Regions from separate parts of the Homo sapiens genome. Here region 2 is linked to region 1. Evidence: read pairs that join two places in POLR2A ChIA-PET (ENCODE). Cell type or tissue: GM12878. All regions are shown on one strand.

Region 1 (2,500 bases):
TGTTCCCAGTTTAGGCCAGTGAAGAAGCACTTATGATTGGACTTGTAATTTTCTCATTTTAAAAATGTAGATAATGGTCATCTTCATTGGGTCATGAAGATTAAATAATATAGTGCCCATAAAATGCTTAGCAAAGAGCCCATCACATTAAAAGTGCTCAATAAATGTAAGCTTTTAGTAAGGTTATTTTATTCTTACTGTTTGTTTCATCTTACTTTCTTGCACCCCTCCTTCATATCCTAAGTTCTTCTTCAGGAGCTAGGTTGGCCCTGAGGAACTCGCTGGTTGTCTTGGCCTACCAGGAGAGTTTGTTTAGGCCAGTTACAGGAGAGATTTGTGAGAATGATTTTAGGAGGCAAGTCCTCATTTAGTCAGCTTGGGTGCGTTTTACAGTTCATCCTCTCTTAGAATTTTTTTTTTTTTTTTTTTTTTTTGAGAAGAGCCAGCCTTTTGAGAGAGCATATGACTCTTCCTGGACTACAACAGCTTCTTGTGTGAATCACAGCCCGGCTTTTGCCAGTTAGTCTGAGTAGATAACTACCCACCCCCACTCCCCCAAGCTGATAATTATTACCCTGGTTTATCCTCTGTCTCATTTCCCCTCTCAAGCTGTTAGAGAATGAATACTGAATACTGTGGTGCACTGCTCCATGGATATAAATGTAACAGCAGTAATATTTACAACCAATGTCTAATTGGCTGTAGCTTGCTTTCAGTGTTCAGTCTAAACCATAGGACTATATATTTGTCTTAGCATAATGCCGAACATGCAAGTCTGCTTAAACTATAGTCTTAAGATTTGTGTGTTTTGGGTTTCCTCTACTTCCTCTATTTCCTGTCTTTTTTGGGTTATAGGTCAGATGGGTTCTACTTTTTATTCCCATTTCAGACTGTGGAGAGCTTCTAAAAATACCAGTGTCCATCCCTGCCCCTAGGATCTAGTTAATTTTTAAAAGCTCTCTGTGTTTCAAATTTGCATGTGTTTCTGTATGTTTGCAGTATCTCCGTGTGTTTTCAAATCTTCTGATGGAGCACTTCGTGTACTTTAACCCTTGGTCTTTCCATTGCCTGTCCCATTTTTAAATTCCCTTTTTAGTCTTAATAGCTGCTTGAGTTAGGACCTCTGGAAGCAAAAGTGGGATAGGATGCTGACGGGGAATTGTAGGCTTGATGGAAGAGGATGTTTCTATATTAAATGTCATGGCAGATCCAGTTCTAGGCATACCTTTAAAATGTATACACAGGCTGGGCGTGGTAGCTCACTCCTGTAATCCCAGCAGTTTGGGAGGCCCAGGCAGGCGGATCACTTGAGGTAGGGAGTTCGAGAACAGCCTGGCCAACATGGTGAAACCCTGTCTCTACTAAAAATACAAAGATTAGCTGGACATGATGGTGGGTGCCTGTAGTCCCAGCTGCTTGGGAGGCTGAGGCCGGACAATCTCCTGAAGCTGGGAGGCGGAGGTTGCAGTTAGATGAACTGACACACCACTGCACTCCAGCCTGGGAGACAGGGTGACCAAAAAAAAAAAAAGAAAAAAGATAAAAAATGTATATGCAGGTGGGCTTTCTCCCCTCAAGATTCTGAATTCCTTGTAAGTGTCTTCTAGTCGCTTTAAGCTCTTGTGGTCGTCTCTTCCTTAGTGTACTCTCCTTACATCCTTTGGAAGTTTAGATTCTAGAATTATTTACTTGGAATGCAGTTACATTCCATTCTAAACTTCCTTTCCCTTGGGTTTATAAAAACATTGGTGGGTTGTGAATTGTGACCGACATTGAAAAAATACAAAAGAATGTGGTAATAAACTCCAGGGTGTATCCCATTTGTATGGGTTGTTTCTAAGTCTAGCAGTGCCTGCTAGCTGGTAATCTTTCACTTTGGATTTTTTGTTGTTGTTGGGACAGAGTCTCACTCTGCTGTGCTGGGATTACAGGTGTGAACCATCATACCCAGCCTCGTGGTGGTATTATAGATGCCTGAGGCTGGATAATTTGTTATTGTGGGGAGCGTCTCATACACAGTGCGGTGCTGCAATCCCAGTCTCAGGTGGGATTTTCCCACCTCTGCCTCCCAAGGAGCTGGGACCACAGGTGTGTACCACCCCACCTGTCTAATTTTTGTAGAGATGGGTTTGGACCATGTTGCCCAGGCTGGTCTCTAATTCTTGGGCTCACCTAGACCTCCGAAAGTGCTGGGATTACAGATGTGAGCCACCGTACCTGGCCTTCACTTTGGATTTTATCAGGAAGGAATATTGTACATGGTGAACATTTTGTAGAAAAATACCAAAGTAGATTTATATTTATTGAGTGCTTACTCTGGGTAAGGGACTGTTTTAAGGGTTTTACGTGTGTGTGTGTGTGTGTGTGTGTGTGTGTATGTATATATGTATATATATACACATATATACATATATATAAATTTTTTCTTTTGAGACAGGGTTTCACTCCCATCTCTCACACTGGAGTGCAGTGGTACAATTTCGGTTCACTGCAACCTCCA
Region 2 (2,500 bases), 1.3 Mb after region 1:
ATTTATCGCATTTTGTTCATTCGTAGACACTTGAATTGCTTCTTTTGCCTATTGCAAATAGTGCTGCTAGGAACATCGGTGTACAATTATTTAAGTCCCTGCTTTCGTTTCTTTTGGGCAGATACCCAGAAGTGGAATTGCTAGATTATGTGATGATTCTATGGTTATTTTCTTGAAGAACTGCTACATCATTTTTCCATAGCGGCTGTACCATTTTACATTTCCACCAACAGCACACTAGGGTTCCAATCTCTCTAGAGTCTTGCCAACACTTGCCATTTTCTGTTTTGTTGTTGTTGATAGCCATTCTAGTGAGTTTAAAGTGTGTCTCATAATTTCCATGTACATTTCCCTAAGAATTAGTGATATTGAGTATAACGTTTTTACAGAGCTTACTACAGTTGTAAGACATGACCTTTTGAATTGTCATTGTAAGAAAATTACCTGGCAGATCAAAAGATCTGGATTCTAGTAATGTCTCCATCTTTAATTAGCCATTTGACCTTCAATTCTGTTTGACAACAGTTAATTAGGCTGTGCTGTGGTAAGTGCTGATCCCCTCATGAGGTGACACAGAGTGGAGAAAAATAAACCACAAATTTTTTATTCATGCCTCTGGTTTACAGATTTTTTTTTTTTTGGTCTCAAAGTAAAAACAAGGTATCACAGCTTAAACTTTTCTAATTCTAAAGTTTGTAATCTGTCACCTAAACTTATAAGTGTAACTTAGATTCTCTTCAGACCTAGGTAGGGTTACCAGCCATCAAAATAAGACATGAAAAGTATGATATAAGGGAAACAGGTAATTTTGAAATTTTTGGAGGATCTGTGGTTAATATCTGAACCTTATTTACAATTTCTACTTATTTATAAATTTGATTAAAAATTAGCATATCTTAATTAAATGTTGTTTATTTTATCTTATCTCTTGTCATACCTTGCTTTTCTGGCTTCCCAGCTCATTACAGCCTGGCTTCTGTGTCCCCGAGGTGTCTGCTGCCCTCCCAGTAACCAAACAAGTTGGGGGCACCTCTGCTTCCCTCAGCTGACTTTTCTGCAACATTTGCAATTGTTGCTTACTCCTTGAAACTTCCTCTCTCTTTCCTCTGTGCTGCCACTAAAAGTTAATTATTCCTGTGGTTCAGCACCCAGCCTTGTTTGCTTTTCACTTTACACACTTGTTTGAGGAGAGACGGTTCCTGTCTTCCACATTTCCATCTCAGATTTTGCTCTGAACTCCCACCTTGAATATCCAGTTAGACTATATAGTGTGTCTCAACTTTGATAACTTATCAGTCTTCCACCTTACCTTCTGTAAATGGCTCTTGCTCCTCTTTCCCTGTGTTAATTGGTGGTTCCACCATATTACCTCTGGCCTATCTAGGCAACTTAAACACCTGCTGCTGCCTGCTCCCTATTCCTCTCCAACACATATAATCAGCAAATTACAAAATTCAGCTTCTCAGTCCCTTCATTGTCATTCTAGTTACATTTTTTTGTGGTCTAGCCTTTATCACACTGGATTAATGCATCAACTAGGTACTGCATTAGCATCTCATTCTTAACACCTCCTAGATCACACAACACTGTTGGAATTGCTTTGCTATCTGCTTCTCCTACTGTACTCTGAGTGCCTCAGGAGAATAAATGGGGTGTGTATTTTATTCCTTGAGCTAATGCCTAGGGGAACTAAAGGATACTGTAATAGTCTCTCTCTTAAAGTCTCTCTTTTTTTTTTTAATGCACAAAATGTAAGTTTCACATCGTTGCATGTGACAGACCTAATTCTACTGCAGTATCACACAAGTGTAACCATTAAACTCCAGAGACTGAAACAGTTTTCTCATCAGCTTAAAAAAAAAAATCTGGTGGTAGTATAGCTCAATGGTGGGTTGAAACACATCTGCTTTTTACATGATCCTTGATGCTCCAGAGCACACTGTTTACTTTCACTTTCAATGACTCTAATTTCAAATGGTATAGATCAAGGTTGCACATATGTGTACATAGAGGATGAGACTGTGGTGGGTGACATGTTAGAAAGCTGTGAATACCTCGATATTTGATTGGCAACAGCAAATGTTTTCGTCATAGCATTGGAATATTCTTGATTGCTTCTGTTTATTATTGCTTCTTATTTCCTAGCATATTTGAATTGCATCACTTTCTGATCAGCCTTTGTAATTTTCTTTACCATTTCCCATTGTGATGCACTAATAATTATTATACAGTGTCTCTTCAGGTTTTTAAATTCTTATTTTAGAATGATGACTGCTTTGCCCAGAGTAGAGATTTGGTGATCCCAGTTACGTAGGGATGGCAATCTAGCCTAAGGTATAAGCACAGATGTTGTGGTCAGAGAGAACCTGGTTCGAATCCTGGCACTAATACATACTGGCTGACAAGTTGCTTCATGTTTATAACCCTTGATTTCTTCTTACATAGGATTGGTATTTTTACTCAGCTCTGTTAACATTTGTGAGGAATTAGAAAACTCATG

What was found. ChIA-PET counts read pairs that join two places held together with the same protein. Peaks named below come from ENCODE experiments on the same cell type or tissue, not always from the same donor. Only the 100,000 strongest peaks of a DNase experiment are listed, where the experiment ranks them.
Region 2: POLR2A ChIA-PET joins it to region 1 with 6 read pairs; 2 of 35 experiments call an interaction of 5 or more read pairs at or near these places.

What each region holds. Positions count from the first base shown.
Region 1 is chr15:92,907,594-92,910,093 of GRCh38, forward strand. The region is part of intron 2 of CHD2 (chromodomain helicase DNA binding protein 2); the gene reads left to right. Among named protein-coding and RNA genes, the nearest start is that of MIR3175, 4.4 kb to the left of the region's middle. In GM12878, no CTCF peak of the experiment used is centred here; no DNase peak of the experiment used is centred here; H3K4me3 peaks cover 1,304 bases; H3K27ac peaks cover 1,264 bases.
Region 2 is chr15:94,252,006-94,254,505 of GRCh38, forward strand. All of the region lies in intron 1 of MCTP2 (multiple C2 and transmembrane domain containing 2), which reads left to right. Among named protein-coding and RNA genes, the nearest start is that of MCTP2, 22 kb to the left of the region's middle. In GM12878, no CTCF peak of the experiment used is centred here; no DNase peak of the experiment used is centred here.